5 separate regions of the Mus musculus genome follow, and regions 1, 2, 3 and 5 are each linked to region 4. Evidence: chromatin loops called from intact Hi-C (ENCODE). Cell type or tissue: heart. All regions are shown on one strand. Each heading gives the region's core, and the rest is flanking DNA. Links, peaks and the distances in the headings are about the cores only.

The links. Hi-C counts contacts between places; a loop is a spot of excess contacts. Peaks named below come from ENCODE experiments on the same cell type or tissue, not always from the same donor. Only the 100,000 strongest peaks of a DNase experiment are listed, where the experiment ranks them.
Region 1: a loop joins it to region 4, with 7 times the contacts of the local background. A loop is called at or near these places in 15 of 42 quality-filtered maps.
Region 2: it touches region 4 in a loop (3-fold over the local background); 3 of 42 quality-filtered maps call a loop at or near these places.
Region 3: a loop joins it to region 4, with 2.4 times the contacts of the local background. A loop is called at or near these places in 6 of 42 quality-filtered maps.
Region 5: it touches region 4 in a loop (7-fold over the local background); 15 of 42 quality-filtered maps call a loop at or near these places.

Annotation. Positions count from the first base shown.
Region 1 is chr2:65,334,522-65,341,008 of GRCm38, reverse strand. It overlaps Slc38a11 (solute carrier family 38, member 11), which reads left to right. Exons shown (of 12, transcript NM_177074.2): 8 at 5,207-5,277; 9 at 6,258-6,419. Among named protein-coding and RNA genes, the nearest start is that of Slc38a11, 26 kb to the left of the region's middle. In heart, for the core only: a CTCF peak has its summit at 3,139 (motif pointing right); a DNase peak (open chromatin) is centred at 3,178.
Region 2 is chr2:65,083,465-65,089,951 of GRCm38, reverse strand. Cobll1 (Cobl-like 1) reads left to right here. Exons shown (of 14, transcript NM_177025.6): 14 at 395-1,613. The coding sequence ends at 481. Among named protein-coding and RNA genes, the nearest start is that of Grb14, 64 kb to the right of the region's middle. In heart, for the core only: no CTCF peak of the experiment used is centred there; no DNase peak of the experiment used is centred there.
Region 3 is chr2:65,236,417-65,242,903 of GRCm38, reverse strand. Cobll1 (Cobl-like 1) reads left to right here and starts at 4,113. Exons shown (of 14, transcript NM_177025.6): 1 at 4,113-4,541. The coding sequence starts at 4,465. Gm13594 (a long non-coding RNA gene) reads right to left here. Exons shown (of 2, transcript XR_001783320.2): 1 at 4,822-6,487; 2 at 2,708-3,398. In heart, for the core only: CTCF peaks have their summits at 3,510 and 4,079; DNase peaks (open chromatin) are centred at 4,203 and 4,953; H3K4me3 peaks cover 2,124 bases; H3K27ac peaks cover 2,123 bases.
Region 4 is chr2:65,020,320-65,026,806 of GRCm38, reverse strand. Grb14 (growth factor receptor bound protein 14) reads left to right here and starts at 4,041. Exons shown (of 14, transcript NM_016719.1): 1 at 4,041-4,347; 2 at 5,588-5,720. The coding sequence starts at 4,163. In heart, for the core only: CTCF peaks have their summits at 3,867 (motif pointing left) and 4,973; DNase peaks (open chromatin) are centred at 3,866 and 4,246; H3K4me3 peaks cover 1,921 bases; H3K27ac peaks cover 1,516 bases.
Region 5 is chr2:65,117,823-65,124,309 of GRCm38, reverse strand. All of the region lies in intron 6 of Cobll1 (Cobl-like 1), which reads left to right. Among named protein-coding and RNA genes, the nearest start is that of Grb14, 98 kb to the right of the region's middle. In heart, for the core only: a CTCF peak has its summit at 2,676 (motif pointing right); no DNase peak of the experiment used is centred there.

The DNA.
Region 1 (6,487 bases), core at 1,395-5,394, 310 kb before region 4:
TTATTGGCACACCCAGGGTAGCTCACTAGTGTCTGAGCCCCGCCCACTCCCAGCTGGCATGACCTAAGCCACTCTTTCTCATGTTGTGTGTCTTCCTCATGATTCTCCACAGTTATGACTTAAACATCCAATTTCTTTTCACAAAATATTTTCTCCTCAGATGTCTCTTCTTTTAGTAAAAGATTCTGGGATCTCAGGACAGAGGGGGAAATCCATGTGTCCTATCCTTGTTTAGTTATATAATCAACAAACTGTACGTGTGTGTGTGTGTGTGTGTGTGTGTGTGTGTGTGTGTGTGTGTGTGTGTGCTGGTACCTGCGGAGGCCAGAGAGATCCAATATGGATAGTGGGAAGAGAACTGGAATCCTTTGGAAGAACAGGAAGTGCTTTCAACTGCCAAATCATCTCTCTAGGCCCAGGTTAAAAGTTTTAGTATTGGTTTACATGGAGGTGTAAGTGCAAATTTTATTATTTCAAAGACATTTTATGCTTTAGAAAAGTTATTTCTCTTTATGTGGAGTTTATACTCTGCTGTGATCTAATGGAAAGGGATGGTATATTAGTCAGGGTTCTCTAGAATATAGAATATATTCTGTATATATTCTACAGAATGACATTTTCTACAGAATGACTTACAGGCTGTGGTCCACTTAATTGAACAATGGCTGCCTATAAATAGAAGTTTCAAGAATCCAATAGTTACTCCCTCCATGAGGATAAATATCTCAGTTGGCATTCTATATATGTTGGAATCCCCAAGAAGTAGGCTCTAATGACAATTATGAGGAATGGACATGCTATTGATATGAAAGCAAGCAGGTAAAAAGTAAAATCCCTAAATAGAAGGAGTGGACTAGATTTCAACTAGGTCTTCCATCTTCAAAAGATCTAGATTAAAGGTGTGTCTTCCCACCACAAATATCCAGATTAGAATGGCCTAGTCGGCCATCACTGGAAAGAGAGGCTCATTGAACACTCAAACTTTATATGCCCCAGTACAGGGGAACGCCAGGGCCAAAAAGTGGGAGTGGGTGGGTAGGGGAGTGGCGGGGGGGGGGAAGGGTATGGGGGACTTTTGGGGAAGCATTGGAATGTAATTGAGGAAAATATGTAATAAAAAATATTTAATAATAAAAAAAAGAAGTAGATCTTCCCACTTCAAGTTAAAAAAAAATCCTCACACATGTGCTCCATTTGGAGGTCTTAGTTAATTCCTGACATAATCAGGTTGACAACCAAGAATAGCCATCACAGGTAGATAAGTAATTCTTTCTCAAAAATTATCCAACTAATTACTGCAACATTATTTCTAATAATGAAAATAAAGAAACAATGTAAGTTTCTACTCCATGATAAATAAGGAAAATACAACAAACACATACAACATAATGCTATTCCACCATTAAAACCAAAACAAAACAAAAATAACAACAACAACAACAAAACTCAAATCATATAATGTGCCACAACAGGGGAATGAAAATCATAAATAAAAATATAAAATAAAGCCACAAACAGAAAGACAAGTATTATATGATCTCGCTCACTTGGGTAATATTTTAAAAGTTGATCTCAGGAAGGGTTTAGTCATACATGTGTTTATTACCATCACTTGGGAGGTGGAAATAAGCAAATCTGTAGGAATCCCAGGCCAGCTAAGGTATATAATGAGAACATGTCTCCAAAAGGCACACAAAAACAGTTACTTTCTTACAAGTTAAAGAGTTAAATGGTTGCCACGAGAGGCTTAGGAGGAGGTATACAAAGACACAATTAACAGAAATAAGTTCTATGTTCTATATTCAGTAGAATGGTTATTGATAATAATAATGTACTGTTTATGGTTAAAAGCTAGAAAAAAGTATTTTACATATTTTTATGATAGAGAATAAATGATTGAGTATGTAAATGTGCATGTGTGTGTGTGTTTGTCCTGATTTAAAATTTACCTGGTCTATACATGTATCACAACAAAATCACAGGGTCCACCATACATATGCAGATTTTTGTTCAGATGAAAAACATAACAAATTTTCTACCAGCTTTATTCTGTGTCCCTTCTTTTTAAGACAGGGTTTCTCTGTGTAGCCCTGGCTGTCCTGGAACTCACTTTGTAGACCAGGCTGGCCTCGAACTCAGAGATCCGCCTGCCTCTGCCTCCCGAGTGCTGGGATTAAAGGATGCACCACCACCGCCCAGCCTGAGCCCCTCCTTTACCTGCCAGTTTCTAGTCTATGTTACTCTACATGTGATCCAAAGATTAAAAAAAGAAAAAGTAAGAAATATCAGAATTAGTGTTTAGATGAAATCTTTGAGAGTCAACCCTTGAAAATATTCCTTCACTTAAAACCACAAATTTTGTTTTACGTACATGTGCCTGTTTAAGCATACAATATGAGTTTGATTCGGTAAAATTGTAGGAAAACAGCTTGCTTGCTATGACTAAGAAAATAAATACTGAATCATATGCTTTTGTGTATGTGCTAAAATTCATAGGCTTACCCACACTAATGTGTTAACATGGTAAGTGTACTAACAGATGTTTCTATGAGACTAGCCTGGCATTGATTATGAAGGCCATTTCTGGTGATGTATTAATCATACAAATTGCTTGAACGTATTGCTAATATCTTTGTATTTTGACATTTGTCATCTAAAAGCAGAAAGACTGTAATTTCATTGGTTTTTCAGCTAGGTTGGGTATCAAATTTTATGTCATCTCATAAATTATACCAGGAGGATATAGCCATTCCTTTTCTTCTCTTCTCTCTCTTTTCCTCTGTCCCCCATGTCTCTTTCCCCCTCCCCATCTCCATCCCTTAGTTGCTCTTCCCCCTCCCTCTGCCTTCCCCCTCCCTCTGCCCTCCCCGTCCCTCTCCCCCCCCCCTCCTCCTTCCTGGACCTGTTTCTGAACTCAGTCTTATTCTGTGACAAACCGTTGAAAACCCACATCCTGTTACCTCTATCATTTTCCTAGATTTGGAACACATTGCACATTCAGAGCATATCAGAAAGTTAAAGCCCTCTGCTAACACTGCCCAACAGGGATCATTTTATAAGTATATTAAATAAGTGTGCATGTTTCAGTTGCTCATTAAGGCTGGAATTTGCCAGGCTGACTGGAGGGAGAGAGAGCAGTGAAGGCAGCAGGTGGCAGTAGCTTCCACTCAAAGAACAGAGATTCCCAGCAGGTCCGGAAACGACGGGAGGCCTCCCGCTCAGGCTAGCTTTCCTGAAAGACAGTTTTCCCCCTCTGAGAGCTGCTCAGTTCATTTATAGAAAGATGATATACTGCACAAACTCCACAGACGTTGGACAAAACAAATGGGACTCGCTTGTGTCCTCTTCATTCAGACAATGAATAACAAACGTGAAGGCTGAGTTTTCATCTCGAGAATTGCCCTTAGTTGCTCTTCCCCCTCCGGTGCTCTCCAGTGGGCTCCTTGTCCACCTCCATACACTCTCCTGAGTCTCATTCAAACGTGGCAATAGAAGTGTGCCATGCTCGTGGATGCTTATTTGCCTTTGAACACTTAAGAAAGGATATTAATCCAATATTAATAAACAGTACTGATAAAACGGACTATATATTGAATAGATACTGCCTTACAGTTCCTTGCTCAGAAGATTTACACGCCTTATCTCATTTAATCTGTGCAATAGCTCAGGGAATTAGATAAGATGGTTACACCCATTTCACAAATGCAGAAATTGAAACAGGGATCGATTAACTTGGCTAACGGCATGCTTTAGCCAATAAGTAGAAGAGGCCAGAGGAACAGACTCCAGGCCTGTACTATCCATTATTACCAGAGGTAGAGGGAAAGGTATGTATTAGGTAGGCCAATCCGTGCTGATTCTGGGTGTTTTAATTCCACTGGGATTTATGCTGCTTGAGAATGTAAATGGACATGATGAAGCTACACTTTTAATCCCAGAGCTATAATAAAGGCTGAGGCAGGGAGATCACATGTTTGAGGCCAGCCTGGAACTCTGTCTCAAAACCAAATAACTGAGTAAAATATAAGTTTTAAAAGCATGTATGATCAAAATTCCTCTTGAGAAGTCTACCAACAGGTAGACTCTTGAGGCCAATGCACGAAAAGATTTTGTACGAAACACACCAGGAAGCAAAGCAAATCAGACCATGAAGCAGAGACTACCCAGATGTTAAACAAAAATAATTGTTTTGGTTTTGGTTTTGGTTTGAGACAGAGTGTGTGGCCCTGGCTGAGCTGGAACTCAACGTGTATGTCAAGCTAGCCTTGACTTCATAGAGATCCACCTGCCTCTGCCCAGTAGGGGCTAAGGTTACACTATGTCTGGTGTAAACAATGATAATTCTTAAATGTCTCTGCAAGAAACAAATGAAACAGCACAGTATATTTCCCCAGAAATAGACAGTACACCGTCAGTCAGCATCAGCTCACATGTACCCTCTGCACTCCACCTCTCTCAGGCGGATCGAACTGGAAAAGCTGAAGAGGTGAATGGAGAGGAGTTATAGGATACTGGCAATTGTCTATCTCCCGTAGGATCTTGTGTGATGACTCCATACTAACTTTTGTTGTTATATTGATCGAGCAAATCGATTTCCCCAAGTCACGCAGTCAGTGAGTATTTTATATGTATAATTAAACACAGAATCTGTCCAAGTGTTCAACAGGCATTTTAGAGCAGTGGGGTTGGGAAACTCTGATGCCCTCAGGAAAGGTATGTTGATGAAAACCACTTATTAATTTTCTCTTTCTCTTTTCAGTAATTTATTTATTTTATATGTATGGGTATTCTTGTCTATAAAAATTGTTCTCTCTCTGTCTCTCTCTCTCTTTTTCTATCTTCCTGTCTCTCTGTTTCTGTATTCCTCTCTCTCTCTCTCTTGTGTGTGTGTGTGTGTGTGTGTGTGTGTGTGTGTGTGTGTGTGTGATGTATCTGGGGCCTAGGGAGTTCATAAGAGGACATTCAACCCCAGGATTGGAATTACAAATGGCCATGAGTCACCTTGGGCGTACTAGGCACCATACCTGAGTCCTGTGCAAAGAAAACAAGTACTTTTAAACTTGGAGCTGTCTCTCCAGCTCACTTATTAAGTTCCTATTGAAAGATACTCAGTTTTTATGGGTGACACCATTTCTTATTCTCCAGTAAGAGAATATTATTATTACACTTGTTTAATAATGTATCTAAATAACTGAATTTCTTCTAGACCAAAGACAGACAATGCTTGGGTGTTTGCAAAGCCCAATGCCATCCAGGCTATTGGGGTGATGTCTTTTGGTGAGTACCTGGTTTCAAAACTCTTTGTCAATATGACACATCTGCTCTGTGAAGAGGTTCTGGTCCATGTATAGAGGGTCTTCTACGTTTAGATTCCCCATTAACAGTACACAATCTAGTTCCTGTTGATATAAAATCAAGCTCAAGCCTTGCTCGTCCATTATTAAACTTTCTCATTTGTTACTAAATTTTGCTTCTAATTGGAGAACAGTGTTTCGATGCTGGACATTCATGACAGTAGTTAGCACTCAAGCATATCCCTGGCCAGCCCAAAGGGACCCCCATGACAATGGTAGCAATCAGGCACCTTCCTGGCCATCCCCAAGGGACTGGGCAACAAGTCATATCATCCCTGGCTGCTCAAAGGCAAAACAATTCCCATTGTTGCCCCTGTCACATGTCCTCCTGCGCATGTGTCATGGCCCCAATAAAAAGCCACTTTTTCCCCAACCCCAAACCACTTCATTTTCCTTCCTTCCTTTATGTTCTATCGCCCCTCTCTTTAATAAGCCCCACCCCCTCCACATGAGACCTGTTTCCCGGTGTGATTTTGTCAAACTTGTGTTAGTTCCACCAATGGTTAGTGTGTCTCCTAACTTGGAAGTCCAGTAAATGTCATAGACTTCTATAAAGTCTTGGCAGAAAGGATTTAGGATTTCGCTAGATATTTATAACTCCACTATGTCCCAGCTGCCAAATAAAGCAAGGTACAAATTTTCCTGAAGATAGGAAGAGGAAAAAATGGGAGAGTTGTTGGACAGGTCTGGTTTATGTTGAGAGTTACATGAAGTTACTAGGTAAGCCTTCTGTGAAGTTCCTTGTATGTAGGCCTTACGTTCTGGCTTACTTAGTGCTGTAAATTAATATATGTTCATTTGAGATATTAGATATTCTAAGGCAGTATACATCTCTCACCTTTTCAAAGTAGAAAACACAGTCCTGCTGTTTCCCGAGTAATGAGGTTTTCTTTTGTGTTCCAGCGTTCATTTGCCACCATAACTGCTTCCTAGTCTATGGTTCTCTCGAAGAGCCCACAGTAGCGAAGTGGCGCCGGATTATCCACACATCCATCTTGGTTTCTGTATTCATCTGTGTGCTCTTTGCAACGTGCGGGTACTTCACTTTTACTGGCTTCACTCAAGGTAACATGAGAGACTAAACCACAGCCCATCCTGGTGCAAGTGCACTGGTACCAGTCGATCCGTGTTCT
Region 2 (6,487 bases), core at 916-4,915, 64 kb before region 4:
AGAACCAAATTGTAAAATTTTGCAAAATTTACTGTACCTTTTTCCAAGCCCTTCTGAGAAGCCAGGATTCATCCATCTCGCTCAAACTGCACTGAACAGCTTGCCTGCACTCTGTTTGTGCTCTTGGCTTTTATGTTGGCTTGGTAATTTTATAAAGATTAAGATGTGTTGATGGGTTATTTAACTTGTTTGTTGTGGAAATAACAACTCTCATTTTCCATTTCATGATAGAGTGAACATTTATTCTTAATTATTTGTAAATCATTGAGTGATAAATACTGAATGCTAACATTTACAGTTAAGCAGAAGTTATAATGTGTTAATTGTTCAAAATTAGACAGCTGTCCCATTTTATAAAAACTTGATGGGAACAAAATGTGTTTCTTCCTCTTAGGTTACTGTTCCATCGAATACAATATCTGTGAATGGGAAGTCGGGCCTCAGCCAGTCCATGTCCATTGACGCCCAGGACAGTCGCTAATATTACCCTGCTGTGACACACTTCACCGACCAGCTTTCTGCCTACAAGAAATATTCACAAATATATATTTAGATGTACATTAATATATAAATCTATTCAGGAGTAAACATTTGTATTATGGATTTAATGCCAAAAGAAAAATGAATAGAATCTATAATTTATAATAAGTTTTGGCCTTTTTGTTATAGCTAAATACTGCTGCTTTAGAAATGTTAAACAAGGTGTAAATGACTTGTTTTTTTCCAATGAAGAACAATCACTGCTTATGGTTTTTTTTTTTCCTTATGGATATACTGTGCACCATGAAACAAAGGTGTAAATTGAGATTTATAGACATACTGTATGACACAGAAACAGGCAAGCACAGACTAACATTTACTGCCTCAGCGTTAGGCTATAATTAGAAAGATAATTTATAGTACGGCCTTTGTTGCTGAAAGACGTGGAAGACTAGTAAATCAAATAGATAATGTTCAGTTATTTTTATTGAAGAATCACTATGAGACTTATTTTATGTATTCTTTAATTACAAGTGTCAGATCTGTAGGTAACAGTTGAGTATTTTTAAATAGAACACTTTAACCTTTAGAAGTAAAATTGCACAAGAAGACTTTAAGATATTTTCTGTATATAATTATGATGTTGTTACACAGATATTGCATATTTTCTAATGCCAGAGGCCTTAAAATATCCCTGTGAAAATGTTGATACATTGTGGCAGTTATTTCACTTTTGCTATAAGGAGGAATTGAGGGTTAGTTTATGTCCACATTCAAAACTTTGAAGTCAGACATTTGCAAAATCCTGATTTTTTTTTAATTAAAGAAAATGCTAAGTTAGTCATTTATGTATCTCAGATGCTAGCCATCTAAATAATAATATATATTTTCCTGAAAGCCAAAATCGTTGAGAGAAACAGTACTTGATGTGTCGGCTTCCAGTGGCCCAGAAGTTTAGAACGTGTTAGTGTCCTGGACTTCCTTAATAATTTTATTCCTCTTTTATTCAAAAGACTGCTCAGACACCTGACACTGAACTTTTTCCTAAAGCTACTGGAGTATCTGTCATCCTGACACATAGGAACCTTTTTCCGTTTAATAAAAGCAAGTTATATATTTACAGTCTGTTGTTTCCCGTGTAGCCTGTGTTAACGAGCATATTTGAATACCTGACCTGAAGCACATGTAAATGTCTATGTTTTTTATGAGTGTGGGTGCTCTGCCTGCACATATGCCTGCACTGCCTGTGTGTTTAGATCCCGTGAAGTCCAAAGTGAAGCCCTGGGTCCCCTGGAACTGGTGTTACAGGCAGTCGGAGCTGGACATGGAATTGAATCATCTGAAAGAACAGCCAGTGTTCGAAACCGCTGAGCCCTCCCCCCGCCTGGTGACCATGGTCTGTTGGTCACTAACATGAATGGAACAGCAGTGCTTTTTTGTTTTTTGGTTGTTGTTTTTGTTTCTGGCTATCAGGACTCCCAGCGAATAGTTGAGCTCTGATATTTGCCTGCCATCACATGAAAGACTTAGCCTGGTTCTAGGTCCTGCTGCTTCCTTATCTCAGACATGGAGTGAGAACTATCTGCACGTTATATGATTATAAACCAGCAGAGAGCAAGTTCTCAAAACCTAGTGTATGCACATTTGCCTATCTGAGGAAAAACATGATGTCTGTTTCAAACTACATCACCAATGTGTTTGTGTCAGCCTGAAGCCTTTTAAAACAATGTTTTAAAACTTAGAACATGATTCATGCTTTCAGACTACAGTATGTGAAACTTGTTTAAAACTATTAAGATGCTGTCATAAAACACAGGATGAATCTCAAACACTTAACTGAGATGTATGTGAGTACCATGAAGGCAATTAAGCCCCATGTGCTTTAAATATGTAAAAAGGGTTAATTTGTTAGCAGCAGGAGAAAATCTAAAAGACTGTAAATATGCAAAATGTATTTTGCATATTGCATATGCTCTGTATTTGCGTATCAGCATTGCATATGCTAATCAGAAATGTAGAGAGTAGGAAGTACACAGAGGGCGCCATCTCAGCTGATCTTCCATCAAGCATTGGAAACAAGGAATTGAAAACAAGCAATGTCTTGCTGTTGCTAGGAAGTACCCTGGCAAATCAGAAGTCCCTTGCCTGTATCCTCAAAATTAGGAACATGTTCACACGATGTGACAGTTGTTTATGTAACCTTATCAGTATGCCACACTGAGGTATGGCACAGATACAGGGGGGAAAAAAAGTTAAAAAAAAAAAAGATGTGGAAGGAGATGTGTTTGATGGTATCAGTTTCAGAATGTAAAATCTCAATGATTCTGTGCATTCTGGTTGAGCACACAGAGAACAAATAAGATCCCACACGCTTGGTGGTTGCCTACTGAAATCAGACAAGGAAAGCAAGTGAGAGCTCTGGAGCTATCGATTGTGTTGCAACATTTTATTTTAGAAACTGATGTTTGAAAACAAAGGCTTCTTATACCTCAGATTCTAATCTATAGAATTAGAGTTAGAATTAGAATTAGAATTAGAATTAGAATTAGAATTAGAATTAGAATTAGAATTAGAATTAGAAGCTGTGTAGTATTTGGTAGGTTGTGTAGTATTTGGTAGGTTGCTTAGGATGTAGGAGACGTGGCTGTCTCTGAGTCACTAAGACAGAGGTTTTGAAAAGTCATCTGGCCTTTACTGCTTTAGGATTTTGTCACCCTCTCTTCTAAACTGAGAAGTCTTAACGACAAGTTGTTTTCTCCTCATTTCCTTAAGATAATGACAATAATACTAGGCAGGAATGGCCCCGAACTAACTATAGATTATTTAATGTGGAATAGCTAGGCATTTTACCCTTATGGGTCATTTACAACAACATTTTAAAATTATAAATTGGACATAAGTGAGATTTTTTTTTATCTCTAACATCTCAGCTCCTCTCTGGGGAACCACTGTTAATATTTAATCAGCCCATTAGATTTATGTCTCAAGTCTTTTTTTTTTTTTTTTTTAGTAGAGAATAGAGTTTATTTAGGGTATGAGGAGGGGAGTTCAGAGGGAAGTGGAGGCAGAGAAGGGCAGAGAGAAGGAGAAAGTAGAGAAGTAGAGGCCAGCCATGAGCACGTGGAGTGGGGGGAAGGGAACAAGGAAGGGAGGTGGAAGGGAAGAGCATAAGAGGGCAAGAGAGAAACAAGAAAGATGTCTGAAGTCTTGAGTATGTATTTGTCTAACAGTTACACACTAATACTCTGAGGCAACTTGACTTTGATCTAACCAGGGTTTTAGAAGAGAGGGTTTTTATACCTAAAAGTTTTGCCATATTTGTCAGCCATCTTTTTCTTGCTGTGGTATGCCAAACTGCCTGGCATCAAGGTATTTGTATTCAAGTCTCAGGTCTACCTAATCTTTTAAAATCATGAAATCTTAGGAAAATTTATCTTCCTTTTTATCTGAAAAGTGAATTGATAGGCTTATCTCATGGGTCTGATGATTATCAGGATTACATGAATTTTAAATGTGTCTGACACACAGAATTTTCTTCCAAATTCACTTAATGAGAAAGAATTACACTTGTTTATTATTTGGTTGAGTGGCCCTCACTCACACATCCCGTACATGTAACTGTCAGGTCTGGCATCAACAGCAGAATCTACCCTGCAGCTGAACCAGAATCCTTGCAATGAGACCGGTCACTTTCCAAAGACCAGAACGATGATTCTAAAACCCCAGGCTCCGTTGATATATGTGCCTAATGACAATCCCCCATGCCTCTCACTACCAAGAGAAACCAACTCTGAAGGAGCAAGGACTCACAATCATTACATTTACTATTATATTTTCTAAAGTAAAGGGGATTTGCAGCTGAAGGTTATAGTGAAGATCCTGCCCAAAATGATGTCTTTGAAATTATTTGAAATTCTCATATTTAGTGGTTTAAATCTTACATAGGATTTGCACGTCACTTGATTTACTGGGGAACGCAAACATGTAAGATTGCCTTGTTCCAAATACCACTTGGCCAAACACATCTCAGGATTTCACGTTCCCACTTGTCGGGCTGAGCTCCACGCATGGTGGTTAAGGTAAATGGCGCTGGGTTCCAGGCTCTCCAGATTTCTAACCCACTTTCTTGCAAATTTCCAGCCCTAAAATACTGGTTCCTAATGTGAACAGTTACACTTTACTTATCACAAGACAAAAAATGCACCATATGTTCTCTCAATGTTTCAGACAGGTTGTGTGTGTGTGTGCGCGCGTGTGAAAAATTGTAGAAAATTCTGGTACTTTTACATAGAATTCTTGGTTTTAATACATCATGGACTTTAAAAATCCATTTTAAAGTTGAAGAAGTTGTTTTTCTTGGAGGGAAATATATACTACATTTCCAAAAACATTTCATAATTTGCAAAACAACTCCCTAATTCATCCTTTCTTTCTTTCTTTCTTTCTTTCTTTCTTTCTTTCTTTCTTTCTTTCTTTCTTTCTTTCTTTCTTTCTTTCTTTCTTTCTTTCTTTTTCATCCATGGTGATGGATCAGTGATAGCTCAGATTATTTCCCTGCCATTCACGCACACAGTTGCCCTGTGACTTGGCAGGTATTCTCTGTACAGAGGCCGGACTCATTTTCCTGTCTGTAGAAGCATCTGGTTTTGTGCCTATTGAAAAGACAGAGGTGACATTGTGCTGGTTCCGAGATGTGTCAAAGGTTAGTATAGTTTGTTGCCGGCACTATCCTTCAGGTGCTGCTCTGAAAAAGAAAGCTCTGAGTGGCCTTGAGGGAAGGATGAAGTGCAAGGGAAAGCGTAAGTGACTGCTAAGTCTGGCCTCCTGGCCTGAGCCAGCCCAGCCCATAGCAGTGGGCTCCCAGGCTGCACACCCAACACTGCACCGAGCTGGGTAGTAGGTGAAACACACCATTTTAAACATGAGATTGAATGACTTTAAGCACATTCATAGATTTGTTCGGTCAGCTCAAATTCAAATGTCATTTTCCCCAAAGTCCCCCTAGTGAATACTAGATCCAACATGAGTACACCCCAAACCCTAGATCCCAGCCAGCTAGAAGTCAACCTAATCTAGTATCACTCCGTCTTCATTGCCTTTCTCTGTACTTCTGTCCTACTTGTCTTTAGGCTTAGAAGTGTGAGGACCCAAGTGTCACCTCCAGTCTTTTTGGAGTCTTGTTAGTTGACAGGTGAGATACAAGATGTTTAGGTAAATTTACTTATCTGATAAATAATCTTCAGCATGAGTAGTCTGCACAGTTTTGAGGACACACATTTTACACATATTATCTGAAATTCCATTTTAACTGACCATCCAAGTCTGTTAATATTATGATTCCTTTGAAAACTTGAGAAGCATGAGAAGCAAGACGTGTTAGGAGTTAAGAACCAAGAGGAGACACTAGGTCTGGGCCAGCTGAGGTAAGCCGTGAGCTTATATTACAGAACAGAAGAGACCTTTGAGCTTCTGGATAGATCTTCATCAGAAGAATTCCCACATCATGAATGGGGAGGTGGCTATTGATGAATTCCCCATGAAGAGACAACTTGAGTGACTCTGGGGTGGGGTGGGGGGTTATAAATACTTATAAGCCATTAGCAAATCATAAATGCTGCTAATGCCCCCATTAGTCTCAGGATTGTTATTATAATTATATCAATTATTAAATCTGTGGTGGTGTGAGCTATAGCTAAATGATTTTAAGTCATTTGTCCTATTTGAAGTTATTTGTAAGGAAGTCAGTGGATGAGGTATTGAGCCACACCTCTGCATAACACAAGTTGAGGGGGATTTAAGTTGGGTCATTTGTTTATTTTCCACCAAGTATGAGTGTTACTCAGGTCAGTGTAAATAATGAAAGGCAAACAGTGCCTGGTTAAAGCACCTCATTGTTGAAGGCTGTGGTTCAGTCCTAGACACACAAACTACACAATCTGGTGGAGCATATTAGTTTTAGAGGGAGGGGAGAAGGATAGGAAACTAGATTTGTGGAGTGTTTTTTGTG
Region 3 (6,487 bases), core at 1,176-5,175, 220 kb before region 4:
TCTACCCCTAATCTGGCCTCTACCTCAGGTGGCAGTTAATATAAACAACATGGAAGAAAGGTCTCCCTCTTTGCCTGTTTGCCCCCATTCTTGCTGGCTGGTTCATCCTTTCACTGGTATTAGAGCCTACTTTGAGATTCTGGCATATACTGAAGATCAGCTGAGATATCTAGCCTCATGGATTGAATAACACTCTTGGACCTTCCATTTGTATACAGCCATTGTTAGACTGGCTGGACTACAGTGTTAGGCACTGTAATGAGTTTCTCTCTCTCTCTCTCTCTCTCTCTCTCTCTCTCTCTGTGTGTGTGTGTGTGTGTGTGTATGTGCATGTGTTTTATAAATTCTGTTCTACTACAGAACCCGGACAATCACTAAGTTATCACTCAAGGATGTGCACAGAAAACCTGACATTTATTTTGAGTCTTGTGTAGCTCAGATTGGCTTTAAACTCAGTATGTAGCTAAGGCAGAGCTTTATGTTCTTCCTGCCTTCACCTCCCAAGCAAGAAGGACCAATGTTTCCTCCTTATAAGGGCCAACTCACCTCCCATCTGTTGTTTTCAGTCATCCTCCAGGGCCTGTGAACTAAAAAGCCCTTCTTAGACTCCTTTGTTTTAAGAATGTTGTTTAACAGTTTCTTCCTAGATTAAAGCATTCCATCCTGTTGGAAAGCTCCTTACGCAGGAAAGTAAACAACTCAAGAGAGCTTCAGGAAGTCCCTGAAACTCATGAGATTGACTAGGTACTTCCCTGTCAGAGTAATCAAAAGCAGAGAATTCCTCTCAGATCAAGTGACGCCACGTTGCCTACGAAGACTCAGACAAACTGAGCTTCCAGGAAGGTTCTCACGAAGAAGAAAGTCTGCAAAAAAGACTCTTGAGACTAGATGAGCTGCCTGATAGAAGCAGAGCCCAGCCAAGCTGTCTGGAAGGGGGTTAGACCAACTGACGTACCTAGAAAGGACATCTCCTAATTGTGGAGCTGCCTGTAGGCTATTCAGTGTGTTCCATGGGGTGGGCTTTTGGGATACAAGTGTTTGGAGTAATTTCTGCTCCTGTAAGTAACCCTAATCAAACTCATTGGTTCACCAAATCAGACTTTAGTGGTATCTGTACTTGGGTCTGTTTCAGGTTTCCTAATTGGGGTGAGTAGATATGTGTTGCATCTCCCCGGGGAAAAGTTTTGTCACACAACAAATCTCTTAAGTGAAATCTTTAAGATTTCTTCCATTTCCCTATTCCACAAATATTTGCAGACTGTCTTCTGTGGTGTGAGCTGCATTTAGAAGACAAGGGTGCGCGCAAAGCCTCTTCTATCCAAACCCCTCCTAGTCTGTGTAACAGTCAGTTGTCACTGTCCATTTTCCTGAACTTAGATCACCCAGATTAATAAAACCATACCCATGGAGCTGTGGACAAGGACAGTTCTAGAAAGATGAACTGCTGTGGGGAAACCAGTCCAGTTGTGAGCAGTACCTTCTCTTGGGTTAAGGGCTCATAGGAAATAAAACCTGAAAAAAAGGAGGAAGCCAGCCCAGTGCTGGCACATGCCTTTCTCGTTTTCCTGGCCACCATGCATGGACTGCCGCTCTCCATCACACCATTCCTGACCTGATGAGCAGATACCTCTAAGTCCCTAAAACTGGGAGCTGAAATCAGTCCCACTCCCCTGCTGTTGTGTGGTATTTTGATCACAGCAATGAAAAGCTAACTGAAACAGGTGCAGCAGCCGTTGTCCACCTAACAATCAAATCAGTTGAAGAGAGAAAGGGCTATTTCTATCCGTGCTATTATTCCAAAGTGATAATATCTGAGACAATCCCTGCATTGATGATGATTGGATGAAATTGGAGGGGAGATTTCCAAACAAGAAAATGGAGCAACATCTGGACAGACTTGGACAACTTTCAGAGGGACTGGGAAGGGGCTGTTTTCCAGCATTATGTTAAAAAAAAGGGGGGTTATTTAAAAACAATGATTACCATTGCCGATAAATTATGCAGTTACAAGATTACAGCATAGACAGTAATGTATAAGAATATGAAGTATAGTCTTGGTTCTGAAAGATGCTGAACAGTTTATTGACTTAATCTCAAAATAGATAATTAGTGCTTTGGGGGATTCTGCTGCAAACCCCGAGCCTCTCCAAGAAGAGGTGCTCAGGGTAATAGTGTAACATATTTAGGATCCTTCAACTTAGTGTCACCTCCATCTTGACCCATCTCTGCAGGATGACAAGAGTAGGTTACAGCAGGCTCAGCACTCTCCTTAACGTGATTCTACCAGGAAATGAAACATCTCACTTGTCAAGCAAGCCATTTGGGTAGGCTCAATTTCAGTGTGTGGAAAGTATGACCCTGCCCGGTGCCCAAGAACAAAAGGATGTAAGGGAAAAGTGGTGTCATGAAAATTGCACTCAGCAGTTACGAAATGTTGTAAAAATCTCTTAAAGATTAGCCTAACTGGAATCCATAATAGTACTAGGATGCCATAAATCAAGGTTGAAACTAATTAAGTGCTTGATCCTGTGATTCAAAGTTATAAACTTTAAGTAGTTTCAGTGTTCCTTGCTATTTACAGCCTGTCTATGCAACAGCTGTAAATCTGCTTATCCATTTACGGTCAGAAAGGATTCATGAACTTGTCAAACCAGTGTTATTATTTAAAGTCTAAAATCCAGATCCATTTCAAACAATTGCCTCGTTATTAGTCAAATTATTTAAAAGCAACTTTTAATGATAGAGTTCTAACACAGTCATCGCAGAAGTCACCACGATCTTCACCTCCATTTCATATTCAAAGATGTACTGAGACCATATTCACCACAAGGGAGAGGAAAGAGACAAAATCCAATTATGTGGAGTAGTAGTTAGTACTTTTGGTTCCAGAAATTATTGGTGGTGGTTGTAATGAATGAGCAACAAAGAACCTTTAATTAAGCACGGGTTATAAATACTAGTTTAATTTTAATGTGAACCAAAAATGTTAAGTCCTTTGTTATCCTACATCATGTTTTTATGCCTACAGATTTGCCACTTGAGGTATCCATTTATATATTTTTAATTTAGCATTATTTCCTGATGTTCGCTTTTGGACTCATCAATATGATTTACTTTAAAACAGTTGGCAAGGGTCTAAGGGTAAGGAGACAATATGCACCCGGTTGTCAGGTGGCACGTCTCCTCTGAGAAGAACTCTTGCAGGAACCGAAACTACAAACAAGCAAGCACTGTCTGAGATTCCTTTATTCCTGTGAAACTTCCAGGAGGCCACTAAATCTCTGCTGTTCTTTCTTAGCTTATAGACTGTCATCATGAGAACGTCCAGTCCTCAAATCCCAGCTGTTGGCTGTTTACATCAAGAGAGGCATGTCTGGGAAGACTGGACGAGCTTAAACCTGCCAGGGATTAAAAAGATCACAATGTCAGAGGTGCCTTTTAAGGGCTAGCAACCGTAGGGGTCAGTAAGGTTAAAAAGAAAATCCTGCACTTCGAAGGTCAGACTGCAGGTGGTCAATCAGCAGGACTCGGTCCATGAGCTCTCCTCACTTCCGCTACAGCTTGGGTCCTCCCTGGGGTTTTGCTGGCCAGGTAGCCTCCCTGTCCGCCCACTCTTCCTCTTGGGTTCGCGAGGCTTCCCAAAGCTACTCAGTGTCAGTGGGGACTAAAACGAGCAGCCTAGACGCTTCCTCTCCACCGGCCTCCCCCGCGGTACCTAAAAGCCGCGTGCTCCGCGGAGGGGTGCGGGGTGGGGTAGGAAATTCCTCCTCGCTCCACGTCCCCGCCCGCTCGCCCTACCCGTCCCCTCTCCGGCTGGCTGCTCTGCTCGCTCCGATGCTGACCTCGTCACCCTCACTTCTGCAGAGCGAGGTGGCCGAGGCGGCTGCGAGCTCGGGGCTCCCGGCAGGGCCATGGGGCAGGGTGAGTTGGGGCGCGGGCGCGGCGGCCGGGGGCCGGCCGCTTTCCGCCGCGCGCTCGCTCCGGGCGTCCGAGCTAGCCGTGCGGGGGAGGAGCGGAGCCTGGACGGGCCGGGTCCCCTAAAGCGGGCAGTGGCTTGGGAAGGCGGGGGCGCTGTGGTTCGCAGCTCCTCCGGAAAAGTTTGCACGGGATTCAGTTGGTGCGCAGCGGGCCGCTGGAGCCCAAGCACTGCGGGCGTGGCGACCGTCCCGCGCCCGGTCCGCTCCTCCTCCTCCTTCACAGCCCGGGCTGCCGCGCGCCGCCCCTTCGCCCGGGACTGGCTGCGGGCTGCGGCCGGGGCGGGGACCTGTAGCCGTCGTCGCGGCGCCCTCGGGCAGGGACCGACCGGCAGGTGGAAGCGCCCCGGGGAGGCGGGGCCGCCCCTGGCTGCCGTGGGTCGAGGCGGGCTCTTGGCCCGGCCGCTCCCGCCCTGACCCGCCGGCCTCTCCCACCCTAGCAGTGACGCGCCGCCTCCGAGCCCGAGCCCGCGCCGCGGCCAGCAGCGCGATGGACCGCAGCGTCCCGGATCCCCTACCCCGCAGCGCGCCCCGCACCCCCGCCATGCAGCCCGCGGGCTCCGCAGGGTAAGTAAGCCTCCCTCCCGGCCGCCGAGGCCTCGCGCGCTTCACCTGCCCGAGGCGAGCTCCCCGCGGGGCCGCCGGGCTCCCGGGCCGACCCACACGCGGGCGGGAGACTGCGTCCTCCCGGACGAGTCGGGGTGGGGGGTTCGGTACTTTGGGCAAGCTTTCCGATCGGGGTTACGGAAGGCCAGGCGAATGGCAGGCGTTGGGTGAGGAGTCCCGGAGCAAAAGTGGTAACAAAGGGCCCCTTGTTGGGGCTCTGTAGCGGCGGGGGGGACGACACCTGTAAGCGCGCTCCGGGAAAGGAAGGAAAAGTTTCCACAGCCAAGCGCTCCAGCCCAGGAGGATGGTTTCTGTCAAGGTGACTGCAAGGAAGGGGCTTCCTGAAAGTCCACGGAGGGCGCAGCAAGGTGTGCCAGCTGTCAGCCCGGCTTGACAGTTCCGGGAGCAGGCGGGGTGCTCGCCTCTGACTGGGGGTGTGTGTGTGTATGTGCTTCTGGCCAATTGGTGATGCCAAAGCCGAGTGCGAAGTCAGTCGCATTGGCAAACACCTATACTTTTTTTTTTTTTTTTTTACCGTCACGTGTTTGAGGAGCGATTGGAAGGGAAGGGGCTGTCACATGGTGAGTTAATATTAAATGAAGCATGCCTTCCTGCCAAATATGCTAAACATCACTCTGTTAAACGTTTGGGTAAACAGTGGTGGGAACAGGTAGTCCTGCAAGGGCCAAGGAGAACTTGAGAATAACCTTTGTCGTAGTAAATGGTCAAGCTACACAACCCTGTCCTAGGTGAGACCGCCTCACTGCTGTCATGTAGCCTCTTTGCCATAAAGCACCCCCAGTTTCTCTTTTTCTTTGTTAATCAGAACCTAGAAATGCCTTAAGCAGAGTATGAAAATTCCGGAAATTGGAACATTAAGGAACAGGCGACTTTGTAAGCAATGAATGAAAGTCGTTCTTTTTTTTTTTTTTCCCCTGGTTTAAGAGTGAAGAAGTCATTTTTCCCTGGAACATGACAGGCGTTTCCTTAGGAGCAAGTCACAGCATGTTTATTCATCAGAGGCCATGCGAGCATTGGCAGTTGTCTAGAGGAAACATGGAAGAGTCTCAAGGCAACATGACTAATCTAACAGATATTTAGTGTAATGCTTACATAGAGGAAACATGCAGTGTATGAATTCGTTCTTTTTTCCTCTAAATTTCGATCTCCTCCATGCAAATATCCCCTATTGCTGTAGAGCGCTACTTTTTTCTTGGGGGGGCGGCTTTCCACCGTTTAGATACTAATGTGTCTCCTTCCATATATTTTTACCGTATGGAGAGTAAGTGTGTCGGTAGGATGAGGTAAAGCAAGGCCTGGAGACAGAGCTGTGGATTAATGTAAGTTAATGTCATACAAGCTTTCACACAAAACTGAATTAGACTCTCAGAAAACAGCAGAGAATTCCCGTGTGTGTCTGTGTAATACACTTACACAACACGCAGTCTCAGATGCTCAGGAATCGGTTCTTCTAAACAAAATAGGTGAGGCCGGAGAGCTCGGTGATGAAATATAGAGCTTTCTAGTGACAAGCCTAGAATACCCCGGGTTTTATGCTTGAGAACTTGGGGGCTAAACAAATGAGTTCCTTGAAAGTATGCATATATTTAATTGCTTGATGACTTTATTTATTTATTTATTTATTTGGCAGCGACTCCTTTAGGCTAGGCTGGTCTGCAACTGCATTTATAGTTGAGGGTTACCTCTTGTTTCTGCCTCCCAAAATTGAGGTTACAGGAATACACCACTGCACCCTAAAGAGGAAAATATTTTAAAGAACCTTTGTGCTTACCTTTCAAACTTCAGGGAAGATATCTGGGAAAATGCTCCTGTAAATAAACTGCCATAATACCTAATAGTATTCTTTTAAGAAAAAAAAAAAGAGCTTCTAGTGGCTTGCCCTCTCC
Region 4 (6,487 bases), core at 1,593-5,592:
TAGTGATGACGATTCTTGCAGTGATTTTGGAAACAGGCAGTATTGACTAAAGCTGACCCTTACATACTATGACCTCAAAGTACCACTGCTACCCAGAATGTTTGTATATGCCCACCCAGGATACAACATGAACTCTGTAGTATTATTAATTATGTCAAAACTGCAGAGAGCCTAGATGCCTATCTGCATTAACCTACGTGTGTACATTGTGGTATACATTGTGTTATTTACCTAGCAAAGAAGTACATGCCTACAGTTCCATGCAAACATAGAGAAACATCACAAACACAATGTTAAGGGAATGGAAGCAAGTGCAAAATGATTCCATCGGCATAAAGGTCAAACCCAAACAACCTAACTGAGCATGTTTAGGTGAGGATAGTTAGTTAAAGCAAAACTCAGGACTGGTTGCCATGGCAATCTTGATAGAGGAAAGCTGGTGCGGGGGTGGGGTGTGGGGGGGAGCATGGGGGTGGCATTTGGTGCACTGGTCTGGTGTATTTCTTTTCTGGGACTGTATGGTCTTCCCCTATATAAAGGATTGATGAGCAGAAAGAGACAGGAGAATGAGGAACAAGGTGGAAGATGGCTGGGGTTCCTCAGCACAGGACATGTGGGAGGCAGGATAGGGATTGTAAAAGGGAAGAAAAGGCCGCAGTGGGGAAGGAACTGGGCAGACTCCTGCCTCTCAAGTTGACAGGTTCAAATCCAAAGAGCCCAAACACCCAGATCAGACATTCTGGTACCAACATATCTGCTGTATTGTTTCAGAGAACTTTGTCAGTTATAGGGAGAAAAAAAAAACTATAATACCCTCCTCCATTTTTCCCTTTGTGGAAAAATCTCTCTGTGTATGTCTGGCTGTGTCCTATAACCTTTATAACATGTATTCCTTTGTTTAGAATAATTTCTTGCAATCTTAGAAATGAAAACAACTTCATTTTTCTTCAAATGTATTTGGATAATTCTTGGTACAAATACTCAAGGTCTTAGAAGGTCTTAGTGGTAATTAATTTGATACAAGACAAAGTATTTAGACTGTTTTTGTTTTTTTTTTTCTGAGACAGGGTTTCTCTGTATAGCCCTGGCTGTCCTGAAACTCACTTTGTAGACCAGGCTGGCCTTGAACTCAGAAATCTGTCTGCCTCTGCCTTCCAAGTGCTGGGATTAAAGGTGTGCGCCACCACCGCCCGGCGTATTTAGACTCTTATTTTTAGAGATTTATTCCCCTTTCTCATTCCCCATGTAAAGCCTTGTAAAGGCCTTATAATTTCTACTCGTGTGGCTTACAGAAGGTTCACAGAGCCTGGGCCTTTCTTTGATTTTCACTATTATAAGGATACATGGAGAGGGGAGATATATTTAGAATCTCATTTGAATCAGCAAAGGCTTTTCCTTCAGGTCAAGAAGATGTCCTGGGAAGCTGAGTAGAATTCACTGTTGGATAGTAATCTTCCCAGTGAGTTAAGACATATATACAGTTTCTCTATAGTCTTTGCTCCAGGAGATAAAAATAGCATGCTCTCTTGCTGAAAGAGGAGGAGGAGGAAGAGGAGGAAGAAGAGGAGAAAATGTGTGTGAGAACACACATGTGTACTAGAGTGCATTTGTTTGTGAGTATATGTGTGTGATTGTGTGTGTTTGTTTGTGTGTGTTGGGAGGGGACAAACTTTAGTCATTGATTAACTCTGCTGTGACAATATTCACACCCTATTATTTTTAGAGAGGAGAAACAGGTACAAGGCCTTTGGGTAAAATTAAGACAATGATAATGGCATAGTTTTTTTTTCCTTCAAGATATCTATAAACACACACTCTGTTTTTATTCTGCTGGAATAGCTTTAATATATAACAGTGTGTCTTAGTTAGGGTCTTATTGCTGAGAAGAGACACCATGGCCAAGGAAACTTTTTAGAAACGAGAACATTTCATTGGGGCTGGCTTACAGTTTCAAAGCTTCAGTCCATTATCATCATGGCTGGAAGCATGACAGTGCCCAGGCAGACATGGTGCTGGGGAAGGATCTGAAGGAGGACAGAGGGATCTGTCTTCTTGGAGGAAGCCAGGAAGGAACTCTTCTGTGCTGGGCAGAGCTTGAGCACATGGAGACCTCAAAGCCTGTTTACACAGAGACACACTTCCTTCAGCAAGGCCACAACTATTCCAACAAGGCCATACCTCCTAACAGTGCCACTTTCTATGGGCCAAGCATATTCAAACCACCACTCAGTGCTTTGCCATTAAATGCATTTAAAGCCCACATGTATAGTGATAAGCTTTAGCTAAGACCATTAGTATTAGCTTTATCCCCCAGGGAAGCCACTCTTTTGTTCTGGGTTGGCCACTGCCTTTTATAAGGACTCCTGGAAGCCACAGCTTCCACACAGTCATGGACATTCATGCTGTTTTAATTCTTAATTTAGACTTTAGGAAGATGAAGAAGTTGATTATTACCTATTTTGTGACTCAAGTGTTCTCAGTTCGTGGAGTGGTTATAACCAGGAAGCATGCCAATTTTAACCCCAGTTGTCATCAGAGTTTGGGGCTGACATTCTGATAGGGGATATACTCAAGCAGGACAACAAGGATGGCTCACTTTTTCAGGAGGGATGTTTATCTTGCCATGGACAGAAGAAGTGGAGGTTGACTTAGGGAAACAGGTGCCAGGACCAGATGATATCTAAGTTGGTCAGAGAACAAAGAGTGTGTAAACTCTCTGAAAGTCCTCCACGGTGCACAGGATGTAGGATACTTCATGAAAAGCAGGGACAGAAGTCCGGATTTCAGGGTATGGTTGCTGCATCCTGGAAGAACACAATGCCTCTACTGTTTCATTGCCTAGGTTGACATGGAAGCTTATGGGATGAATCCTGAGTGCATCTGTTAACTAAGAGCTAAGCAGGGCCTTGCCCTGGGTTGCTTGGGGACCCTAATATTCTTATGTATAAAATGAGGCAAGTAGTAGATTCATGGAATAGTTAGGAGAGCAAGGCAGAATGTGGAAAATATGAGAAAGATGCTCTCATTAAAAAAAGAAAAGAACTGGGCAGTGGTGGCACAGGCCTTTAATCCCAGCACTTGGGAGGCAGAGGCAGAGGCAGGCAGATTTCTGAGTTCGAGGCCATCCTGGTCTACAGGGTGAGTTCCAGGCCAGACAGGGCTACACAGAGAAACCCTGGTCTCCAAAAACCAAAAAAAAAAAAAAATTAATTAATAACTAAGTAAAAATATAAAAAATAAATAAAAAGAAAAGAAAAGAAAGAAAGAAGGAAAGAAGGAAAGAAGGAAAGAAGGAAAGAAGGAAAGAAGGAAAGAAGGAAAGAAGGAAAGAAAGAAAGAAAGAAAGAAAGAAAGAAAGAAAGAAAGAAAGAAAGAAAGAACGAACACAAGGAAAAAACTCTATTAATAATCCCAGGCACCTTGAGATTCATTCAGGTTTTACTGAGAATTCTCACCAGTTCAAAGGAGTTTTTCTAAGACAGCAACCCTGATTTTTCCTCACTTTACTCCATCTCTTGCCACGGAGGAAAAGGAAAGGGGTGGTGGGGGAGGGAGCGCGGGGTGGGGGGCGGGACTGGAGAATACATTGCCCTAAGATTTCCTCCTGGTTTGCCAGTACTGTGGGTCTGTCTTGATGATCAAGCCACAGCTTAGGTGATCTCCCGTGGCCCTACTGGCACGGAAGGGTCTAAGGACCAGTTCTGCCTGGACCCAGGCAGATTGGAGGTCGGTCCTCCTAGCCCAGAGTGGCACTCGGCCCGCGGGACTTTCAGCCTTGTGCTGGGTCACCCACTTGGGAAAGCGGCGGTGGGACTTAGGGAGCCTGAGGTCGAGGTCCCCACGCTTCAGGAGAGTGACACCAGCGCCCCCGAGTGCCCGGGCTACGCGCAGGGCCCGCCAGGCTGGCGCTCCATCCTCCCCGCCCCCCAGCACCGCTCTTCCCGGTCCCCACCCTCTACGTCCCCACCCTCCTCCTCCGCCCCCGCCCCTCCCCCGCTCCCCGCCCCACCGCGTCCCAGCCGCCCTGGCCGTGAGCGCAGGCGGCCCTGCCACCGCACCTGCAAGGCGCTCGCTGCCTGCAACCGCTCGGCTCTGCTCGCCCCCAGCCCTTCGTAGCTTTCGCCTCGCGGTCGATGACTCCCTAGACCCCTGGCCTACGACCATGACCACGTCCCTGCAAGACGGGCAGAGCGCCGCGGGCCGGGCAGGCGCCCAGGATTCGCCGCTGGCAGTGCAGGTGTGCCGCGTTGCCCAGGGCAAGGGAGACGCCCAGGACCCGGCGCAGGTCCCCGGACTGCACGCGCTGTCCCCCGCCTCCGATGCGACCCTCCGCGGTGCCATAGACAGGTAGGCAGCTTCGTGGTGGTGTCCGGGTCAGCAATCCGCTCTTGGGGTATGGAGGCGGCCCAGGGGTGAGTGTGTGCCCAGAGCCGGACCAAGTTTGGAAAGTGTCTGAAGACAATTCCCTTGGAGCCAGATCCCGCGGGGTCAGGAGGGCACCACGATCTCCAGGTGCCCTGTTATAAATAGCATCACGGGGTGGTGGAGAGCGGTCTGTCTCACCTTTGCCCTTTGGGGTGAACCAGAAGGCTTCACTCCAGACTGACCACATTCAGCTGCTGGGTGGCCCTTTTCCTATTACACTATAGGCTTCAAAAATCCAAGCTTGAATGTGTTCACCTCCCACGTAGATAGAGTCTTCCAAGGACCCGGGAGAGGCAGAGCAGGGGTTGACATTTGAGCCGTCTTTATGTTCCACAGGAAAGGGCAGCGGCTTTCCAAGGTTTCTCATCTCCACAGCAATGAGCATTAAGTGCCTTTGGAGTTGTCATACTTAGGAAAGAAAAAGGCGAGAAGAGCTTAAGAATCCGTGGCTTTTTGCAGTCGCACATCTAAATACCACTCCTGCTTCTTTGTCAGGATTTGCAAAGCGCTCTGACTTCAGTCAAGTTAAAATAACTCCCCAGTGGCCTAGCGTTACATTCCTGCTAACACATTCTATTGACTTACCTTCCCAGAAGGACTGCCTTGGTGTTCTGTATCTATAAGCACTTGAAAAATTAGCAGACTGTGTGTGGGCAACATTGTGAATGAAATTCGAAGTGAGATGAACCACATCTATATTTAATAAATCATAACTTCCAGCAGTGATGAGTAAAAAAAAAATCCTGGGGATGAGTTTACTGGATGTAACTTACAGATTTTGTCAATTTAATAGGAGCCAGGAAATGGCACACTCCCCTGGGTAATGTTTGCATAAATCATGATGTAGCCTGTGTTGGTGTTCAGGAAAGCCCTAAGTACAGGAAATGGAGTGTCAATGCCTCCCAAGGCTTTTCTTCTTCTTCTTTTCTTTTTCTGTGAGATGGGGTGGGGGAGGTGGTATAGAATTATTTGTGGTAATTGGCATATTTTATTTTTGACCCATGGGCACGACATCCTTGCTCTTTCCTGTACACCTACTTATAGAGTGTTAGCCTTGTCACCAAGCGGTACACGTTAGCCTGAGCAATGCTCTTTCCCCTGACAGCAATTACATTTCCTATTCTGTTTTATGTAAATGACGTCCTATGTTCTCTTGGTGTAGGAGAAAAATGAAAGATCTGGATGTTCTGGAAAAGCCACCCATTCCCAACCCCTTTCCTGAGCTCTGCTGCTCTCCGCTTACATCTGTGCTGTCAGCAGGCCTGTTTCCCAGGGCCAATTCAAGGAAGAAGCAGGTATGCACCTCCAAACCTGTGAAACCCTAAGGTCTTCCAAGGCTTGTGCCCACACAGACTTCAAGAGTTTTGCAAAAAAACCAAACCAAACCAAAACAAAGCATCAAACGAGAATTTGCTTGGCCCTTGACTGAAAGGGGCCCTTGAGATGATGTTCCTTCTGGGATTCAGCTTCCTCAGCTGTGTAGTGGGAATATCAAACATTTCCTCTTGGGTTCTTGGGAGAGAATAGGGTTGAGAGTGCACCTGTCCTGACTGCCTATCGGACAACAGGCATCAATTTCACACCAGTCTTAATTGGAAGGGGCGGGACTATAATATCAGGTGAGAAGGGGATCGATCGGCTCTTTGTTTGCTATTTAATGGTGTCTTTCCTTATACACATGTCATATAAGGCTAGCCTCCTTTACCAAAGGAAAGTGCTGTAGAGAACCTGACAGGGACCAAGAGCAATGGCTCAGTAGGTGAGGGCATTTGCTGGAGGACCTGAGTTAGACTCCTGAGACCCAACAAGTAGAAGGAAATAACTTACTCCCAAAAGTTGTCTTCAAACTTCTGCATGGGTTCTGGGGCATGGATATGTACACGTACGCACACACGCACATGCACCAGCCCATGCGCACACATGCATGCACACACACCATAATTTTTTAAAAAAAGGAATCTACATGAGGTAATTGGAGTTTGCAGCTCAAAATACTTTTCGGCAAACTTTATGTTTTGGAGGTTCCAGCTGCAGAAGGCATTTGACTTGGAAGCCATGATAA
Region 5 (6,487 bases), core at 1,017-5,016, 98 kb before region 4:
ATGAGCCTTTTGAAGATTATTTTGTATTTTAATTACCTGAGAAGTGAACTGTAAGAATGTAACTGACACTCTCACATAGCTACCAACTCCTCTTGTCTTCGGATAGAAGTTATCTCTGTTCCAACTATCCTCATCCAAGCCATCCCAGTAGCTTCTGTGTGCTTCAGTTTCCAAGGCGTCTACATCGTCTTCTACTGTCTGCCTCTTGGAAGTCTGATCCACTCCACCAGCGACCTCACGGAAAGCTGGTTCTTTTGATTCTCATCCTCTGCTCTGTGACCACTTGGTGCCCTGTGTTAAGTGATTTTTTTTTAAATATTGCCCTTGGCAAATTACACATCTTTATGCAATTTTCTGATTATTTTGTCTTTTGATCTGGACATCTGGGTAGTTCTTTGATGTATTGTTCAACAGGAACCAGAATTATTTGCTTTTCCCTAGAGAAGCTGAAGGACTGTGTTTTGTTTATTCGTTACCAAAATCCTTAATGATTAAGCTGGGGTTATGTTTGTCTGCATGTATCTGCTCATATACACCACTCAGGAAAGAACACTTGCTTTCCTGGGCATCTCCCATGTTCTAGACTCAGGGCCAGGTGTTGTGTGATTAGACACCCTTCATTTTTAACTCCTCCTTCACCTTACTACCTTCTTATAACTACTAAGTTTTTTGTTTCTTTTTTTCTCTTCTTCCCTCCTTCCTTTCCTCCCTTCCCCTCCCTCACCCTCTCTCCATGTCTCTGTCTTTCTTTATCCTTCCTTCCTCCCTTCCTTCCTATTCTACTACTTTCTCCATCACCCATGACCATACCTGAATCTGTATTCTTAAAGTCTGTTTATTATTCTTATTAAGAAGCGATATCTGTTCCTCAGCTTGGTTTTGTTTGGCTTTTTTGAATCTGTGAATGAATCTTTTTTAAATTAATTTATTATTATATATTTTCTTTATATACATTTCAAATCCTATCCCAAAAGTTCCCTATACCCTCCCTCTGCCCTGCTTCCCTACCCACCCACTCCCACTTCTTGGCCCTGGCATTCCCCTGTACTGGGGCATATAAAGTTTGCAATACCAAGGGGCCTCTCTTCCCAGTGATGGCCTGTAGTGGTTTGAATAATGCTCCTCCAGGAATCGTCTTCAGGCCCTAATGTAACAAGATCCTAAGACTTAAGAGTCCACAGATTGGCCTCCCATGTGAGTATCTTATTGATAGGTCCCTGGCTCTTCACCTGTCCCCATTGTTCCTGTTTGGAGACCCACCTTTGTAATTTCCTACCTTTATGCACCACAGTGCCTTCTGGGAACAAAAAGTGCACTTCTCCGGAAGCCCACTTCTATTTTGCTTGTCCCTCTCTCTCTAAGCCCTAATACTTGTAAATATGATTTAGAAATAGTGTGCATATGGATTTAAGTTTGGAGGTACCACCATCTTTTCTTTCAGTTGGGCTCTAGTGCAAAGGCTAGGGCCCTTATAAGATAATTCATACAGCCAATTAGCATGAAGACAGAAGAGAGTTGTGTGCAGCCCCAGGCCAAGCTGGGTGTCCTGCCATACAGGAACACTGGAAGCCACCGGAGAATGCAGCAGGCAAGGAGAGTCCTTCACAGAGAGCATGTCTTGTCACATGTCTTGATTTCAGATTTCTGGCCATTAGAACCCTGGTTTAAACCATTGTGACGTTTTATAACATTCCTAGGCAATCATCATGTCCATTTTGTAATTCCAAATATTCTTGCTGTTAAATTTGAACCTGTGAATACTTACTGATTGACTTTGTATGAGAATTGGCAGATCTATCATGCAACCCAGGGTTTTACCAAACTGTTATCCAAAACTTCATCGTCATCTTGGTGTTCATTTGTTTTATTCTTTTGACTTCTGTTAGAGACCAAGGCTTCATTTAGTCTCATCCACAGTGTCTTCCCTTCCTTCTTCTCCAGTCATTTCCCAAAGAAACTCAGAGTAGACAGAAGAGGACCAGCTTAATGTACCTTCATACTGCTCTCTGTGACCAACTGACACATTTATATTTCTTATTTAACGTTTCCCAGCTCAGAAACTGTACCAGCGCTTATTTGGGGGGGGAGGGGCAGGGGTGTCCCAGGGACGTCTGTTGACATCATTTTCCTTATAAACCTTATCAGTTTCGGGAATGTTTCCAATTCTAAGCAGGACATTTTAGTCATTGTTGTTCAAGTGAAGTCTCCTCCTCTGTCAGAAAGAAATGATGGCACCTCTGTCTTCTGCTTTCTCACCTCCACAAGGTTGAATCATTCCTCATCTCTACTGCCTGATGAAGTGTGTTCTAAGGAGAATAACCATGACTCTGAACTTGCCTCATATGTTTTAATTTCTGTGTACCTATAGGTATTGTATTTATATACGGTTAACTCTTGAGCTGATAACTGTTTACATTCAAATATTCATGACGTTCAGTAGAACACTCCAGTTGCTGAATGAATGTTACTTATTTTGGTTGCTATTTTGTTTACAATTTTAAATAAAAAATATGGATGATAATTAAGCATTACATGCCACCTTGAACAATGTAGTTGAGGTTTTAGCAAACTTGTTTTAGTCACTGAAAGTAGTAACAGTGAAATAGGAAAACATAATAAAAGGAAAAATATCTATGAAGCAAGCTGCTATTGCTTGTGATGCAACTTAGACCACAAGGGTGCGCTGTTTAACAGTACAGCATTCTAATCATTTCCAGTTTTACCCTGAAAGCTTCTTAAAAAATAATAATAATAAAAGAAAATGGTTTTATGATGTTATAAATTTCTTATTTTGATTGTTAAGGAGGCAGAAAAGTAAACTATAAATATTAAGTATTAGTAATACATGAAAATTATTTATGATGGTCAGTGTATTCAGTTTAACCTTTGGTTCACTTTGGTCCCCCTTTAAGTAGTCACTGGTCTTGTGATCCCCTGTAGTCAATGCTTACTTTAAATGTACCTGGTTTTGAAAAGGAAAAAGTGTTGGCCACGTCTCTTCCACTTTTGGCTGTCTGCATTTGATAACTTGCTTCATTCTTCTAGGGCATTTCTCAACATTGGCAAATGGAGATATTTGGATAGTGATTTTGGAACATACACTGGAATTATTCACATAGCTGGCTGTTGACTTTCAGGCTGGTTTTGACAGTTGCTGTGTGTGCTCTTCCCGAAAGTGGTCCATTAACGATCCAAGTTCACAGACCTGTGTAGAATTTCTGCATCTGACAGTCCATCTAAAGAATAAGTTTCACTGAAGCTCCATTTCAGTGTGTGCTAATTTTCATGTCCCTAAATTTTCTGTACACTTTGGCATCATTTTCAGCCTCATGCCACTTTCTCTGTATAGGTGAATATATTATATCCTGTGAAAATGTTTAATTCAAAATGAATTTCCAGTTAGAAATTTTCTAGCAGTTTTTCCTAGAACTTTTTGAACGTGTTATCAAACAGACTTTTTCTCGTGATTTGAAATGTCATTTGTGTTACAAGGTCTATGGTATTTGGCCTTTTTTGTTATATATAGGAACAGTAACTGTATCCCTATATGAAGTGCGTGTAACCATATGAAGTAAGATTGTCAACAAAATGACATCGACAGCTTTGGGGAATAAGACTAAGTATAGAAATCTGAGTCCTAGAACCATTTACTGTCTGTTGAGGACACCTGTAGCAAAATCAGTCGGCAGAGGACTGCCTTGTTTCCATCAGTTGGTCTCTTAAACTTATGTTTCAAGTGGAAGTGGAAGAGTTTAAAAGAAATTGTTGGAAATCTCCACCTGTAGAATTCCCAAAACCTTTGGAGACTTTTTGACTCCCACCTTTAGTGTGGCTTTACTGCTTCAAGTCCTCTGCATTCAACAGTAAATAACTGTCCCCAGCCACTGGCATGGTGTGTAACCTCCTTGGGGTAGGTTTGTGGCTGGAAGCACAGTAAAGGGATAACCTCTACTGAGCATTTCATTTGGTCTCAATGTGTGTGCTGCCACAGACAACATTCGAATATTGGGAAACCAAGACTTCCTGCCATCTGATATTATGCAAGTGAAACTTAATACCCAGAGTATTCGTTTTTCAGTGGCTGACTCAATTTTTTAGGAATGCTTTGCATGCCTCTTTTACACAGTTTTATCTTTATTTTTTTTCCCTACTTAATTTGGTTTAGAAGCAGATGATATGCCCATGAAGCAAGTAAACATCTGTTTTTTATTTTACTTGGTGAATTTTTCCAGTTATTTTATGCAGACCAATTAAGGTTGTACTCCCTGTTGTAATAGATTATGTATTTGTACTCGTTAAGAAATATTTCTCTTCCTGCTTTTTTTTTAATTTGGGCTATCATGTAACACTTTATTTTCTCTCCTGCTCGCGTCTTGTATTTATTGTATGGAAAGTGGACCCCACACGGAGTTCAACAGTTGCCTAGGAACTGTGGTTACCATGACAGTTGCAGCTTGATATATGAGTACATCTGGCTCTACTTCCAAAGCTATGAGTGGATTAATGCATCTGAAAAAATCTACCAGCACAGTATATTCTTTCCTTTTTCCCATGCATAATGTGCATCATTTCTTTGTAACTTTTCTAAGGTTTGTTAAGGAGTCATGGCCACGAAAAGCGAGGCAGCGGCGCCTGCTTATGTGTTTAGTTTTCCTATTCCAGGCCAACTTCTACAGAGAACACTCCATTAATCTACACTCAAGCCCTCTGTTGGCACTTTCAGGTGTGCTTCAAACCTAAAAGTAAAGGGACCTGCTAATTATATTTTAACCTCTAAAGAAGAAAAATCTTCAAAGAACAAGAGCTCTTGACCATTTGTAAATTGAATACACGTTTCTCTTCCTTGTCTATCAGTAAGCAAAAGGCTGCCTGTGCCTTAAGCTTTACACTAGGTCACAGCAGAACACTGAAGTCAGAAGTCCAAGGCTTACATAGCCTCTGGCCTACATTGGTGTTGAAGGCTGCATGAGTAGGTGTGCCCTTCTCTACTCAGCAGCATGCAGTAACAGTAGCCAGGTCAGAGGAAGCATGGCCGTGGTATGAGTGTGTAGGGAGGGATAAAGCTTTCTTGATAGCTTTGGCTTTCTCTCTGGGCTGAACTGAAATGCCCTCCTCCCCCAGTGTATTACTTTGGCTGTCATTTGACTTTGGCATGGGTTCTAAGTTCAGCTCATCTGTAAGGTGTTCTCCTCACCTGTGCCTAGAAACATGTCAGTCCAGTTTGTTCGGATTACAGGGAACCACGATCTTCACCATGTATTCTCGTTTACTTTGGATCGATCCTAGGTTCTACTTTCTTCTTGTTCGTAGAAGATGTACGGCTGAGCTCAGTTCTCATCTTTGGGCTTAAAAATGTTAAAACCAAGATTGTCACTAGCAAGCCACGATTATATAAATAGAGCTCAGTGAGTGAGGGGAGGGTGGGACTGACGGAAACACTGATGTGTCTGAAGAAGAAGAATGTACATGTCTGTCAAAGGCATAAATAGCATAGGCTTAAAAATTTGTCTTTTTTTTTCTTTGCACAAAAAAAGGGCCAGTGTGCATGTAAATGGAAACTGCTCAACCTCTGTGTGTCTTGTGTCACCTTGGGCTCTCCTAGATACTCTGTGGTGTTTTTACTCTCTGCTGTAGTCTTTCCATCAACTTTCCACACTAAATGAACTTGTCCATTGCTGTGTTCTTTTTCTCTGAGGAATAAAATTTTCTAACTAAATTTCCCAGAATCTTCAAGTTCTTATATTGCAAAACTATGTACGGCTGGCTTCTACCTAATAAAAAAAAGTTCTGTAGTCTGGACCTTTGGTTGGTGGTAACCAGGTCACAACAGCTACTCCTATTGAATGACTCCTGAGACCCAATGTATGATAGCAACATTGAAGACTTAACACCTGGCATCTTTCTGTGTGCACTTATTGCAACACAGGAATCCACACAAGCACCTTGTGGTGCAACAAAGAAATGGAAGGCTTAGAGTGTGAGAAAAATGTGTTCATTTGCTGAGCTTATTAACTAGAGGATATAAATGTCACTGTTAACTAATAATGAATTTTGCACAAGATATGTTTGATACAAATCTTGTGACCAACACAGCCACGTGGAATTCCTTGGAGGGCCTTAACTTTAATTAGGAACAAAAAGTCACAAGCTAATGGTGTTGATGCCACATGGAACACCTTCTGGATGATCTAGCTCTAATCTTATTGGCTTCTACCGTAGTACTTATTTCAGAAGAATGATAGGAGTGGTGTTAAAATTGGCAGAGGAGATGACTGCTCACATAGTGTAGGTTGAAGAGCTGCAGGCCCTGTACCTGATGTCTCCTGTCTTTTGCTCAGCCCAGTTGCTTGTACTTGATAGGTCACATCTGTTTACCCATTCCTTCACTTGGATGTTGATAATCTGAGTCAATCCTGACAAGGTAAGACTTTCCATGCTATCAAGGAGAACTCTTAATATGGGCTTAGGTAGATAATAATAAAATAAT